Linked DNA regions of Homo sapiens: region 1 is linked to region 2. A link is a loop called in an ENCODE intact Hi-C map of the cell type or tissue named here. Cell type or tissue: chondrocyte. All regions are shown on one strand.

What was found. Hi-C counts contacts between places; a loop is a spot of excess contacts. Peaks named below come from ENCODE experiments on the same cell type or tissue, not always from the same donor. Only the 100,000 strongest peaks of a DNase experiment are listed, where the experiment ranks them.
Region 1: it touches region 2 in a loop (2.6-fold over the local background); 2 of 110 quality-filtered maps call a loop at or near these places.

The regions. Positions count from the first base shown.
Region 1 is chr2:172,801,724-172,809,723 of GRCh38, reverse strand. All of the region lies in intron 3 of RAPGEF4 (Rap guanine nucleotide exchange factor 4), which reads right to left. Among named protein-coding and RNA genes, the nearest start is that of RAPGEF4-AS1, 70 kb to the right of the region's middle. RefSeq lists a silencer at 6,170-6,360. In chondrocyte, a CTCF peak has its summit at 3,124 (motif pointing left); no DNase peak of the experiment used is centred here.
Region 2 is chr2:173,351,652-173,359,651 of GRCh38, reverse strand. It overlaps CDCA7 (cell division cycle associated 7), which reads right to left and starts at 4,780. Exons shown (of 10, transcript NM_031942.5): 1 at 4,668-4,780; 2 at 815-940; 3 at 161-397. The coding sequence starts at 4,688. RefSeq lists a silencer at 4,569-4,838 and enhancers at 5,389-5,478, 4,781-5,736. In chondrocyte, a CTCF peak has its summit at 4,709; DNase peaks (open chromatin) are centred at 4,331 and 4,687.

The DNA of each region.
Region 1 (8,000 bases), 550 kb after region 2:
CCCATCTCTAAAAAATAAATTAAAAATTAGCCAGGCATATTGGTGTTTGCCTATGGTCCCAGCTACTCAAGAGGGTGAGGCAGGAGGATCCCTTAATTCCAGGAGCTCAAAGTTACAGTAGGCTATGATCCCACCATTGCACTCCAGCCTGGGAGTCACAGCAAGACTCTGTCTCTAAAAAAATAAAATAAAATCGGCATTTCTGCTTTTCCCACTCTGATCCTGTGTCCCAGTTCTAATAACTGAGTTCTGACCCTGGTTGGAGAAACTGAGTTTCTGTCTTTCAGAGTCTCTGCCTTGATAACCTGCTGGGTACCCTAATTCTTCTCAAAGTGACAGTATCCTGTCTTGACAGCCCTTCCTGGGTCCCAGTTCCTCTCTGGCAGTCCTTCTGTGGCCAGACTTCTTAGGCAGCCTGCCCACTGCCCATCTCCACCACTGGGCCTGCTTTTGACTCCCTCCCATCAGCAGGCCAAGTCTCATCATGCTACCCCTGGTTAGACCAGCCTTGGCCCCTCCCCACACTAACCTGGGGGCTGTGTCACACCACCTTCCTGCTTCCTCTGCCCCTCCTGCCCAGTGCTGCCTGAACATGCCCTCGAGATATTTCCCACCTCCATCATGGATGCCCCCCAGATTCCAGGTTCTTTTCCTTTACCCAGCCAGGCACCAGCTGAAGTTAAGTCATGAGCACTGTCTTGGCACAGTGTTTTCAGTGGGATATGCAGGGTCCAGTTAACTTCATTCATAAAAGCTGGCATTAGGTAAGTTAATAAAGATGTCGATGAAGCCGCCCATGCTGGAAGGCAGGGCATCAGGCAAAGGACTCCCACGTGGAGGCTACCCATGGTCAGAACACTCAATGCTCAGCAGGGAAAATCCCCTGGAAGCAGCAGAGTGGAAAAGCCACGGGCCTTGGTAGACTTAATTCAAAACTTATCTCTGCCAATGACTGACCTGTGGGCTTTGGGCAAAATGCTCCCCAGAGCCTCAGTATCTTCATTTGTAAAATGGGCACAATCTTACTTGTAATATCATTAGCAGTATTAAATCAAAATAAAGTAATACACAGAGTCCATTATAGTGCTGTATAGTTTCTGGCACATAACAGGTGATCCATAAATAATGGAAATTATTATTTCTGACTTAGTCACAAACATGTATGGGTTATCCATATTTCTAAAAAGCAAAGCAGTTTTTTTCTATCATTTAAATAATAGAGAATCTCTATATTCATTTTGTTAATCTTCAACTAATGATGGCTTTCAACACTTAAATTCCAAGTTTTTCTGTCCCCTAGTCTGGATGTCAAGTGGATTGAATGATCTGCAAAACACTTCAGCTCTCTGGGGGAGCTCGTATTCAAAGGAACCCTTCTGACAAACCGTGCTGTAAATCAAAGAATCCTTTTGTACTGCAACTAATCACCTCTTAATTTATCTGCTTTGTACGTCTGAGTTATGTACACTGGGTTTTCTTAAAGCAGACATTCTCATATGAGGCGTTTTATTTGTTTCATTGTAAATATAGTAAACAGTATGGAAATGGGAATGGTGTTAAGAAAGCCAATGGTTATGTGTCATATAACTAAGACTGGTATTCAAGCTAAGGCACTTGTGCCTTGCAAATAAATAATGTCTATAAGCATCAGCTGAAATCCAACTTACACAAGTTATAGGTATTCTGATGGAATTTAAAATAGCTAACAATCAATTAAACAGACATAAGAATTCTCTGTGGTAAGTACATCTAGATTTTCTAAAAATTGTACTGTAATTTCAAGGGCTATCAGATCATCTTATTATGCACATTTAACTCACTTCCATATTCATGGCTCAAGAAGAGTTCATTGTCTCATGGCAAATTTATTGTTTTGGACATATACTGAGTTAACACCAAGGGAAAAATAATTGCTCCTTTAAATGTGTGGAGACAGAAACATATTTTTTTCTTTCTTAGAGATGAGGTCTTGCTATGTTGCCCAGGCTGGACTGCAGTGGCTATTCACAGGTGTGAACATAAATTCTAACAAGGCAAATATTTTTATAAGTTTTATTTTAGGCCTACAGGCAATATTTGCCATTAAGTTTCACAGCACCTGGGATTATTTCACGAACTTGAATTTAGTGCTGGAATTTACTGGGTGCTCCAAGTCATCTTAAGTAATAAAATTAAATGGAACCCAATCTCTTAATTTGTCAAGATGTTAGATTGTATGTGCTGCAGAAGCATTTCCTGCCAAATCAAGAGGGCAAAATACTTCTCAGGCAAATGTGTTTTCTAACAAACAGCAAAGACAAGGTCTGTTACTTTTAGAACACATCCCTGGAATCAGCATGTTCAATAAAGCTTAACAAGATCAGGCAAGCCGGCCGCAGGAAGGTTTGATGAGAATGGACTAGCATTAGCATTCTGGTAACTGAATCAGGGAGGCCAGCCTCATTTCAGTGGAGAGCCAGTCTGTCCAGCATTGTGACGCAGTTTTGCATCCAACCACCCAAACAAAGAATTACACGGCAAAAAAACTAAATGCAGGATGCAGGATGCTCAATAAACTCCCAATCAGCTCCTAACAAATAGCCTGACCTGAGCATAGACAAGTAGGAGGAGATTACAAACAACTGCTGTGGACTTGGCACCTTTCACGTTTTATGGGCTCAATAAATGTGCTCAGAAAAAAAATGTTTCCAATGATGGCAGTGTTCTCTGTTTGAAAATAACGGAGTGAAATGAGTGAATAGAAGAATCAGAGAGGCAAAGAGAAAGACAGACAAAGGTAGAGAGATCCGCATTACAACGAAACACACATGTTCTTCAAATTTTGTAAACAAAAATGCAATGCTTAAAAACATTTGTTACTGTAGAAGGAAAAAAGAGAAGGCAAATAAAAGCATATTATTTTACTTTAGGGAGAAAACTAGTATGAGATTTTTTTCTGAAATTGAGCTAAAATGTGCCAGATAATTTCACAGTGATAGATGAGGGGATGAAATTAAGTGATGACCAAGGCCAAGTGTAGCCCGGATTCTCTGATCCATGAAATGGCTGAACAACATTGTTAAACTTCTACTGTTTCAAATCCCAAGTACATTTCCTGCGTTTTCTATTCTGGCACTGCCCTCTTGTGATAAAACAACAGCATTGCAGTCATTGCAACCAACTTTTCTTGAAATGGTAATTTCAAAAAGCACAGACCCTCTGCCTCTATCCCAGGCTTTGTACTAAGTGCTTTACATACATCAGCTCATTTAAGATAAGAGCTATTATCCCCAATTTACAAGTAAGCTAACTGTGCATACCCACAGCCAATTAAGTGGCAATAGAATTTCAAAGGAGCTCTGAATTTAACCACCGTGGGTTGCATTGGGTAAATACTAATGCTTTCAATAGGCATCTGTGATAGAGATGTAAAGGTTTTAAAGAATTAATAAACCATCCATTTTCTATCTTGCAATATAAACTTTATTCTGTCAGCAGCCATTTGAAATTCTTCTTTCCTATGACTGGAAAAGCCTTTTTACTTTTTGAGAGGTAAAGATTAATTTAAAATCTTATATATATCTAGGATTTTGATACTTACTATGCCAAAAAAGCCCCTCACTTAAAAAATCTGCAGAGAAAAACAGGACCTTCTCTCTCCCTTTCTCTCTGTCTCTGAAGTAAACACACACACACACACACACACACACACACACACACACACACACAGCCGGATAATATCTGATACAATGAGATTTATAATCCTATTTATTGTTTTTAAGCTTGTTATTTATTGCTTATAACTTGTCCCAATGTTCATCTCTAACCCTAAATCGATTAAAATATTACTGAGAAAAAATACACCCATAGTATTATTCATTCTAGTGGGAAGGCAAAATATCTGACTTTTAGCCCTATGTAACTTTTAAGTTACACAGGCACCAAGACAGGAGAGGATCTTGTGCAGACAAGTACAGCAGTGGGGATCTGGAGGTGGATGTGTCCTGGTTAGGCTCAGGCAAGAGACTGAAGGTGGGGACAGATATTATTGGCGAAATGGAAGGATTAATCCTTGATAGAGGCCAAGTGGATGTTCCCAGTGGAAATCTACGTGAACATGTCAGCCAGGTTGGGACACCTTAGGAGGATGAAGTGGTCTGTGGGCAGGTCCCCTTCTTGGTGCTCTTTTCCTTGGGTTAAGATGAAGAATGGCTAAGGCAGGAAGGGTGTCTGAGAAGCTGGGAGAGATGCCTCTGATAATTACGCATAGTGGTAAGAGTGTTGCAGTAGGTTTCATTTTATAGAGTAGTGAAATAAATATAATTTATAGAAAGATAATTACAAGGATTTGTCAGCCTTTAAAAGTTCCTGAAAGTAATAGGGGCAGAATAATCTATGCATTTCCTACAATTCTTAGGACAAACACGTTTTCAAGGCAGTAACAAAAGAAATGAAAGCAATGCAGCCCCAGCTCCTAAGGGAGGGTCTCCGAGAGGCAGACAGAGTCCACCGTCCCTCCCGTCCAGGGACCATTGTCTCCCCTCCAGTCTCTTGAAGCCTTGAATTAGGGAAACTTGACTGAGAGGAAAACAAAGAGAAGAAGCAACATGTGGTCCTGGGGCCTGCCTGGAAAGGGCCTGACTGTGAGAGGGGAAAGCAGTGGGTTCCCCTGCTCAGCAGGAATCCATGCCACTATCTGATGCTTCCTGGGCCCAGAGAAGACCCATGGGGTAAGGCCCAGTCAGCCTGCAACTCACGCCTCCTACAATGGCCAACTTCTGGCCATTCTGGTGGGTGGGCTGACCAGGGGTGACACTGGAAGGTGAGCCATTCCAGTCCTGCAGCCCGATAGCTTTTTTCTCCATCCTCCCTTCCTAAGAGAGGGCCTGAAGTGTACATCAGCACTCATCGAAATGTCTGTAGTTAATACTTCTCTGAAATGTAGAATCATGACTTTTTTTAATATATAATTTTAGGCTTCAGCAATCCAGGGGCAAAAAAGGATCCCCATCACCCCTCTCCACCCCACTACGGACACTGGAGGAGCTTGTGAGCAGGTGCCCTTGGGAGCAGATGCCTTGCAGGCTTTGCAGATTCCCCAGGGAATGACTGCACGCACTGCCTAAAGCACAGGAGAGCAGAGGCAGAATGCTGGATGGGCTCAGGAGGCCAGGTACTCCCCGTTCCCAGGCTCACCACTGCGTCATCCTGAACAGCTACTCAGGCATCAGGCACTAAGCAAGAAACAGCATAGCTGTTTCCCAAACAGGGTAGGCTCAAACCAAAGAAAGTTCCTGAAATGCTCTGTAAATGAACAGTTACTACTACATGCTCTGGGTATATTGCTGATGAAAAATAAGTAGGACCCTCAACCCAGTATTCAAAAAATTCAGGAAGAATTTGCTAGACCAATTACACAGAAGAAGCTGTGTGTTTTTTAACCTAGACAGTAAAAAATATAAGGGAATGACAAGAAGGGAGAAAAAGTAATATTAACTTGAAACAGGAAGGCAATATGAATTTGAGTCAAATAGAATAGTTACACCCCATGTATTCTTGAAATTTATATACAGATATATCTTTCTACCACCATATGCAAGAAAGAGGTTGATTTTTTTTTTCAGAAAAAATTCCATCAAATCACTCATACTGATACAGTTTGGCTGTGTCCCCACCCAAATCTCATCTTGAATTGTAACTCCCACAATTCCCACATGTCATGGGAGGAACTGGTGGAAGGAAATTGAATTATGGGGGCAGGTCTTTTCTGCACTGTTCTCATGATAGTCTCAGATGGAGATGAGGAACTTGTTGGGAACTGGAGCAAAGGTGGCTCTTGTTATGTTTTAGCAAAGACACTGGTGGCGTTTTATCCCTACCCTAGAGATTTGTGGAACTTTGAACTTGAGAGAGATGATTTAGGGTTTCTGGCAGAAGAAATTTCTATGCAGCAAAGCATTCAAGAGGTGACTTGGGTGCCGTTAAAGGCATTCAGTTTTATAAGGGAGGCAGAGCATAAAAGTTTGGAAAATTTGCAGCCTGACAATGTGATAGAAAATAAAATCCCATTTTCTGAGAAGAAATTCAAGCCAGCTACAGAAATTTGCATAAGTAACAGGGAGCCAAATGTACTCCCCAAGACAATGGGGAAAATGTCTCTAGGACATGTCAGAGATCTTCATGGTGGCCCCTCCCATCACAGGCCCAGAGGCCTAGGAGGAAAAAATGGTTTCATGGGCCAAGCCCAGGGTACTGGTGCTATGTGCAGCCTAGGAACTTGGTGCCCTGCATCCTAGCCACTCCAGCCATGACCAAAAGGGGCCATGGTACAGCTCGGGCCATGGCTTCAGAGGGTGCAAGCCCCAAGCCTTGGCAGCTTCCATGTGGTGTTGAGCCTGCAGATGTACAGAAGTCAAGAATTGAGGTTTGGGAACCTCTGCCTAGATTTCAGAGGATGTATGGAAATGCATGGATGTCCAGGCAGAAGTTTGCTGCAGGGCTTTCATGGAGAACGTCTGCTAGGGCAGTGCGGAAGGGAAATGTGGGGTCAGAGCCCCCACACAGAGTCCCTACTGGGGAACCCCTAGTGGAGCTGTGAAAACAGCTGGTATCCTCCAGATACCAGAATGGTAGATCCACCAATAGCTTGCACCATGCACCTGGAAAAGCTGCATACACTCAATGCCAGCCCATGAAAGCAACCAGAAGGGAGGCTATACTCTGCAAAGCCATAGGGACCAAGCTGCCCAAGACGATGGGAACACGCCTTCCACCTCTTGCGTCAGCATGACCTGAATATGAGACATAGAGTCAAAGGAGATCATTTTGGAGCTTTAAGATTTGACTGCCCTGCTGGATTTCAGACTTGCATGGGGCCTGTAGCCTTTGTTTTGGCCAATTTCTCCCATTTGGAATGGCTGTATTTAACCAATGCCTGTACCCCCATTGTATCTAGGAAATAACTAAGTTGCTTTTAATTTTACATGCTCATAGGCAGAAGGGACTTGCCTTGTCTCAGATAAGACATTGGACTGTGGACTTTTGAGTTGATGCTGAAATGAATTAAGACTTTGGGAGACTGTTAGGAAGGCATGATTGGTTTTGAAATGTGAGGACATGAGATTTGGTAGTGGCCAGGGATGGAATTATATGGTTTGGCTGTGTCCTCACCTAAATCTCACCTTGAATTATAACTCCCACAATTCCCATGTGTTGCAGGAAGAACCTGGTGGAAGGTAATTGAATTATGGGGGTGGGTCTTTCCTGTACTGTTCTCTGATAGTGAATGAATCTCACAAGATCTGACCGTTTTAAAGATGGGATTTTCCCTGCACAAGCTCTCTTTGCCTGCTGCCATCCATGTAAGATGTGACTTGCTCATCCTTGCCTTCTGCCATGATTGTGAGGTCTCTCTAGCCATGTGGAACTATAAGTCCAATAAACTCATTTCTTTTGTAAATTGCCCAGTCTCAGGTATGTCTTTCTGAGCAGCATGAAAATGGACTAATATACATACCTAATAAATGTATAGCATAAAATACTATTGCAGAATCTGGGAAAGGTGGTCTCCCTCATGTATTCCCATTTCCATTAGTAGCATCACTGTCCACCTCTTCACCCAAGTCAGGAGCCTCCCTTTCTCTCTACACCTCCACATCCCATCACCGTCAGTTCTAACCATTTTGTCTCCATCTTGTACACAGTGTACTTCACTTTCCCTCCCTATCACCTACACTTATCTACCCCACCCTCTAATCCAGATGCCCTTTGGAGGGAGGGCCACACCCCTTTCACTGTGCATCGCCAGATCAAAGAGAGGGTAGGAGGAGGATTGCCTCCAACAGCACCTGGGCAGTGGGCTTAGAGGGGAGGGCTGTGGGGCTCAGAGCTGCATCAGACACCCAGGTGGGAGTTGGAGAAGCTGCAAGGGGAAAGCTCCTCCCTGCATTCCTTATTCCTTAATGGCTGGCTCAGCTCCCCACCTCTCTTCCTTCCCCTTCCGGTCCTTCTGGTTGGCACCT
Region 2 (8,000 bases):
CACTGCTTTAAGACATGAAGAAAACACTAAAAATTTTTAAAAGGTCAACAAAGTCTGCTGGCATGACTAAAATCAAAATCACAAGAAAAAAATTTCTAAAAATATGTCATGCCTCTAAATGTATCTTACTTCTTGAAACTGGTGAAATTCTCGAACTCACCATTCCATCTTGTATCTCACTCTCTGAGAAACCGCAAAATGATTCATCGTCAGAGTCGGCATGAAAAATACCGGCCAGTTCGTTAGTGACATCTGGCCTTGGTTTCTGTAAAAATCCACAATGGTCTAATACATCTTGCACCTCACTTTCTGAAAAGCCGCAGAAAGATTCATTATCAGAGTCCTCATAAAAAACATTTGCCAGTTCTTCACTGATATCTGACCTGAATTTAGGTTTCTGTAAAATAAATAAATAAATGCGGTTGTGCATTTTTTTTCTTTTTCAAGAACCAATTTTCCATAAACCGTGCAGAGAGCAAATCACATTTACAAGTGCACTACAAGAGAACAGCTTTTGTTACAAAGAAAAATGGTTCAGAGGTTTACAAATGATTTCTGAGTTGTTATGGCAAATCATCATGCATGTTAGGTTAGGCGACATTTCAAAAGGATAGAATAAGTAGCTAATCTACCTCCAACAATTACTACCTAGAACCACAGCAAAAAGTGAAATGAAATTATAGTGCATACTGTATTTTCATAACGGCTGTATAGAAATGTAGGCAAAAAGCAAGCAGTTTTAATCACGCACAAAGCATCTGGGGCATTTTGAGCACTGCAGACTCAATTCTGTTTATTCTCAGGCAGCACTTACCGTGTTTGCAAAATTATCAGAAGCAAAGCTGTCACAACTGTCATCAGAGGATGACGAGGTTTCCATGGAAATCAACTTCACATATCTGAATTTCTTTAAGTTCTTCTTTACTCTGAGATCTTTCTGCTGCAAATGGAAATAGCAATCCTATTAAGCGTGATGCTTACTTTATTTAACTAAAGACATCATTTTTTTTTAGTTTAGTAGGTTCAAACAGCACAGAGTAGATATGTCCATTTATCATACCCTACATAGAAAAGGAAGTTTGTTAACTGCTACAAAAAATTTTTTCTTTCTTTTTTTTGTAAGAAGCAGGATCTCGCTCTGTCTTCCAGGCTAAAGTGCAGTGCTGAGATCATAGCTTACTACAACCTGGAACTCCTGAGCTCAAGCAAGCCTCCTGCCTCAGCCTCCTGAGTAGACAGGACTACATGCATGTGCCACCATGCCCAGCTAACTTATTTTATTTCTTTTTAGAGATGGGGTCTTGCTATGTTGCCCAGGTTGGTCTCAAACTCCTGGGCTCAAGTGATCCTCCCACCGGAGCCTCCCAAAGGGCTTGGATTACAGGCATTAGCTACTGTATCTGGACCCAAAAATCTTTAAAACCAGGTCAAATTCTTTTTTTTTTTTTTTTTGAGACGGAGTCTCGCTGTGTCGCCCAGGCTGGAGTGCAGTGGCGCGATCTCGGCTCACTGCAAGCTCCGCCTCATGGATTCACGCCATTCTCCTGCCTCAGCCTCCAGAGTAGCTGGGATTACAGGCGCCCGCCACCACGCCCGGTTAATTTTTTGTATTTTTAGTAGAGACGGGGTTTCACCGTGTTAGCCAGAATGGTCTCAATCTCCTGACCTCGTGATCTGCCTGCCTCGGCCTCCCAAAGTGCTGGGATTACAGGCGTGAGCCACCGCGCCCGGCCAAAACCAGGTCAAATTCTAAGAAGGGATCCCTTTGCAGGAAAATTGTAAAGACATTTATCAATTTATTCAAACATCTGTAGAGCTACCTCTCAACCCACCTTTATGAGCCCCTAATCTTTAGCTCTTAGCATTATACTGAGCCCCACAGGAGATTTTAATGCTAAACTCCTAAAATCCAACCTGTTTTTTTAAAAAAATTAAACTGTACTTCTAAAAGGAAATTTCAAAAGTACAAAAGGGGAGAAAGATTTTTCTCCCTCAGCCAAAATCAAGCTAATGAGGTATTTTTATGTAAGCTTTGGGCTATGTACTGTGATGCTAATTTCACAAACTACAAAAACTGGGCAGGACCTCTACTTCAAGATGGCAGGCTTCCAAGCAGGCCCCTTTCCAATCAAGAGGGCTATCGTGATTTCCACAGAAGTCCTTACAAAGCAAATACATCAAACGCTTCAACAAATGGTACAAGGAGCCAAGTTAAAGATCAAATAGCACTCCAAATGCAGGTGGGATACCGGATTCCATTTTAGCACTCTATTACTTGAGGCTGTCATTCAGTTCTTGTTGCTGTCCCTTTGCTATACAAGACTTAAGTTTTTAAAAGTCCTTTTATAAAGTGCAAATTACTTACATAGAAATGCTTCATTCATTCATAAATACTGAACAGCCTGGCACTGCTCTCAGAAAATGTAATTGGCATCTATCTTGTATAAAAAAAGGATAGTGGTTTGTCATTTCTTAATATTTAACGAGATTTCCTAAGTGTTGCATTAGGTCCTGTGTTTTTATTCCTTAAATGGGGCCATGGAATAGCAGAAGTGATTCCTTACACTGAAAACTTTGAAAGGGCAAGCTCTGGTATAGATTCTACAAAATATGCTAAGATGTAAGATGTCAGGTGACCAGAACATTCTTGCCCTCCTTCTTGGCCTAACATTACGCATTTCAGTCTCTTGCAGATAAAGTTATTTTCATGATGATGGCACTCCCAACATCCCTATACCCCTAAGTAAACTCCGTTCAATCATCTTAGGAAGTTTTTGTCTTTTGCCCTCTTAACAAGGCAGGACAACGTGTAAAAGGTAGAGCTACTAAATATAAAGGTTAGGTGTATGTGTAGGGGGGTGGCTCACACCTGTAATCTCAGCGCTTTGGGAAGCCAAGGTGGGAGGATCACTTGAGCCCACGAGTTCGAGACCAGCGTGGGGAATATGGTGAAACCCCGTCTCTACTAAAAACACAAAAATCAGCCGGATGTGGCGGTGCGTACATGTAATCCCAGTTACTTGGGAGGCTGAGGTGGGAAGACTGCTTGAGCCCGGTAGGCTGCAGTGAGCCGTGACTGTGCCACTGCACTCCAGCCTGGGACACAATGAATGTTGGGAGCTGAAAAGGATCTCAGATCCCATTTTCCAGATGAGGATATTCAAGGCCCCAGGAAGGTGTAATAGACTGCAAGATCACAGGGGCAGGAAGGAGAACTCAAGTCTGCCATCTTCTTAAGCAGCAGTGTTCATCGCATTACTGCAGGAATTACCACCCTTTACTCATCAATCTACCTGCAAGCAGTCAGAGGCCCCAGACAGCCTCAAAGGCGGCATTCTATTGGAAGCTGTCCGAGAAATACAGGCTGAGCTTTAACAAGTCAGCACAAGCCAAGAGTTATTTACCAGGCAAACGTATCTTTGGAGGAAAAGCCACAAAAAAGCAGCAAGGCAAATAGTCAAGACGGAGATGAACTTCTTTGGCAGGTAAGTAATAACTAATACCATTTATAGTAGGCGTTTTTCGTGCCAGGCACTATGTTAAGTACACTTTCACGTCAGGTTTAATTCTTTGCAACAAAGGTGCTATCGTTATTCTCACTTAGCCAATGAGGAAACTGAGGCTCAGGAAAGCGAAATGGATTACTCAAGTCCCATGGTGGCTCAGATTTGAACTCAGGCATGTCAGGTTCCAAGACCAGCTACACATGGTTTTCTTCATCCGGAAAGCCAATGCCCAGCTCCACCGGGGCGGCGACTCAGCTCTGAAACCACGCCCCATCGCACCCACCCCCGCGAGGGTCCCTAACCCCTGATATTTATTTTAAACATGTCATTGTCTTCCGTTTCACCCAACCCCCACTCTTCTACCCTCTCCAGGAGCCCGACCCTACGTTCTGGCTTCCGTTAGAGCAAAAAGTAACGTTCCACTCAGAGCAACGTCCTGCAGCTAAGAGTAAGGCTGGGGGGTGGGGGGTGGGGGGTTGGGGGTTGGGGTGGAGGAAGTAGGAAACGAGCAAATGGTCGGCGAACGCTTTGACCCACCAAGCCCTTTAAATGCACTTAACCACCGCCCGGGACTACGGTCGCTTCACACTGCGTGCGCAGCCCAAGTTCTAGGAGACCGGTTCGCAAGACCTTAAACCTCAGACGCGCTGGCCCTCAGCGGTTAGAAGCGGACGCGTCTCTTGCCGGGCGGGGTGCGCGCCCAAGGGCCACCCACTGAGCGCGGGTATAGACGCGGCGAGCCACGCACTGGCTCCGAGTTGTGTGCGGGAAAGGGCTGGGCCGCTGCGGGACAACCTCCCAGGGGGCAGGCAGGCTGGCTCTGCCTGGCAGGCAAAATCGGGACCGGCCAGCGCTCCCGGCCGCTGTCCGGCCTTTGGCGGACGCACGTGCCTAGGGCTTTCCAGCGCTGCTAGCCATCCTGCAAACGACTCAAGTCTCCACGCCGCCCGCACTTCGGGTGCGCACGCCACGCAGGAACGTCCCCATGGCCCTCAGTTATCCCAGGTGCACAAAATCAGGGGCTTGCCCAAGCGGGCAACGCCTAGGCAGGCCACCAGTTAAGGCAGCGCTAGGCTGCGGAGTTGGAGAGGGTCGGCCCGCGCCCGCCTGCGTCCAGCACCCACCGCGCCCGCCCCTCGGGTTCGCCCGCCCAGCCCTCACCGGCACGCGGCGAGCGTCCATGCTGGTGGCGGGTGCCCAGATCGGCGCTTGGAGCGGGGAGAGCGGAGCAGCCGCGCGGTCAGCGGTCCCACAGCAGGAGGAGCAGCAGCAGCGCGGCTGGCAGGCTGGGCGCGCCGACCCGGGCCCGGAGGGGCGGGGCTCGGGCTGTCTTTCCCGCGTTGGGACACAGGTCCTGCAAGCTGTGGTAACGGCCAGACATGGCGCAAGACTAGGTGGCCCCCTGGAAAAAACACGACCCCCCTATATATTCTGACCTCAAAGGATAGCCTTGGGCACTCCTAAAATCCCCTTTGAGAAAGGGGGGCTTTAGGGGCTACGGGGACCACTCTCCTTGTGCAGCTGCGCGGTCCTGAGCGAGTGGCGCGAAAATGGTTCGTATTGCCCCGGGGTTAGCTGTCTGATTTGCAAGAATTTTCGTGGTGGCGGAGGAAAAGTGGAGTCTGGGGGGTAAAGGAGAGCAGCGTGAGGGTGGCGCGGGTCACGCACCATGGCGTTTAGCACTTTCATTGCTGCGTGCGGTTTACAAGATTTAAAAAATCATAGAATCCAGCACGAACTCCACCCTTCATAATCGAGTTCACCGCCCCTGGATGTAGCACCTCTTATCTGGGAACCACACCATTATCTGAAGCAATAAAATGAGTTAAATCCTGATCTTTCTTTCCAAAAAGCACAGGAAGCCGACTTGTTTACTTGTGGTTTTCAAAGTAGAAGAAAAGCCGCAGCAGCTTGATGAAGACGTCTATAGTATAGTTAACCTTTAACGATTATCTGTTGGGGATTGAAACTAAAGATTGAACAATTGTGGCTTGATGATCTTCTCTGTCTTCAGAATTGAGAACTACCCTGAGTCAGTGCGAACGAGAAAACTTTTCATTGCCCTTTTAACCAAACTTGGCATTACAACGAAAAAATGAAATAAAGCGAGGCTTTTTGTGTGCGTGAAGAGCAAAACTTGCTTCTACAAGAAAAAGTAAATTTAGTTTCTTTAGAAGACACTAATTATACTCTTAACATTTAAAACAAGCGCTTGAAATGAAAACATTCGCATTTCCCCCTCATTTCAAAACTTTTCTCTGGGGAATAATTAATTCCTTTGCAGTAAGAGAGTGCATGGACATACTGTGTTCCTCTCTTGGTGTACTGAATACAAAAACTGTGAGCAAGTAAATAATGCCCGAGGACAATGGATTGGAAGGAGTCTTCCAGCCTTTCTTAAATATACCTACCCAGTAATCACTCTGCCACTGTGCAAGGGACAAAGAGCTCAAGGTCTAGAAGGTGAGTGCCAGGAGGAGAGGCTATCGGTGGGTGGTGAAATTACGGAATTACAGGGCCCTCAGTAAGTATTTGTTGAATGAATAAACATTTGGGAATATAATTTTGTGCCACTAAAGCTAAATATATGAAAATTTGGAATTACTAGATCCATGAAGCAGGGGAAGATTAAGTCACTTTGCCTGTGAAAGGTTCTGATAGGGAAATTTTTAGTCTTCCTGGGAGCACAAGAAAATAATTTGGTGTATGTGTTTTTTAAGGATAAGATCTCTGGTCTATTCGTCTTTTTAGTAATCAGGAAAATGCAAATTAAAACAAGTGTCACTGGAAAGGGGTCCCGATCTAGACCCCAAGAGAGGGTTCTTGGATCTTGCACAAGAAAGAATTCAGGGCAAGTCCGTAAAGTGAAAAAGCAAGTTTATTAAGAAAGTAAAGGAATAAAAGAATGGCTACACCGTAGATAGAGCAGCCCGAGGGCTGCTGGTTGCCCATTTTTATGGTTATTTCTTGATTGTATGCTAAACAAGGGGTGGATTATTCATGGCTCCCCTTTTTAGGCCATATAGGGTAGCTTCCTGATGTTGCCATGGCATTTGTAAACTGTCATGGCGCTGGTGGGAGTGTAGCAGTGAAGACAACCAGAGGTCACTCTCCTCGCCATCTTGGTTTTGGCTGGCTTCTTTACTGCAGCCTGTTTTATCAGCAAGGTCTTTATGACCTGTGTCGTGTGCTGACCTCCTACCTCTTCCTGTAACATAGAATGCCTTAACCTCCTGGGAATGCAGCCCAGCAGGTCTCAAGGCTTATTTTGCCCAGCTCCTATTCAAGATGGAGTTGCTGTAGTTCAAATGCCTCTGACACAGGAGATACAATTTCACTCAGACTGGCAAAATTTAAAGCGCCTGATAAGACCAGATATTGTTAAGAATATGAGAAACTCCCACAATGATGTTAGTAGTGTAAATTTTTAACTTTGCAGAGCAATTTGGGAATAGAGGCGTACCTCATTTTATTGCACTATGCTTAAAATTAAAGGTTTGTGGCAACCCTAAGTATAGCAAGCTTATCAGTGCCATTTTTCCAAAAGCGCATGTTCATTTAGTGTCTCTGTGTAACGTTTTGGTAATTCTTGCAATATTTCACCTTTTTCATTATTTTTATATCCATAATGGTGATCTGCAATCTGATCTTTGCTATTACTGTTGTAATAATTTTGGAGAGTCACAAATTGTACCCATATAAGATGGCAGACTTCATCAATAAATGTTGTATGTGTTCTGATTGCTCCACTGACCAACCATCCTGTCTCTCTATCCTCATGCCCCCCTATTCACTGAGATAGAACAATATTGAAATTAGGCCAGTTAATAACTCCACAATGGTCTCTGAGTATTGAAATGAAAAGAAGAGTCACATATCTCTCACTTTAAATCAAAAGCTAGAAATGATTACACTTAGTGAGGAAGGCATGTTGAAAGCCGAGATAAGAAGAAAGCTAGACGTCTTGTGCCAAACAACCAAGTTGTGAATGCAAAGGAAAAGTTCCTGAAGGAAATTAAAAGTGCTACTCCAAAGAACACACGAACGATAAGAAAGCAAAACAGGCTTATTGCTGATAGGGAGAAAATTTAAGTGGTCTGGAGAGAAGATCAAACCAGCCACAACATTCCCTTAAGCTAAAACCTAATCTACAGTAAAGCCCTAACTCTCTTCAAACTCTGTGAAGGCTGAGAGAGATGAGGAAACTGCAGAAGAAAAGTTGAAAGCTAGCAGAGGTCAATTCACAAGGTTTAAGATTCACAAGGTTTAAGAGAAAAAGCCATCTCTATTACATGAAAGTACAAGGTGAAGTAGCAAATTATTCAGAAAACCTAGCTAAGCTAATTAATGAAGGTGGCTACACTAAACAAAAGATATTCAAAGTAAACAAAACAGCTTTCTGTTGGAAGAAGATGCCATCCAGGACTTTTATAGCTAGAGAGAAGTCAATGTCTGGCTTTAAAGCTTCAAAGGACAGCCTGACTCTCTTGTTAG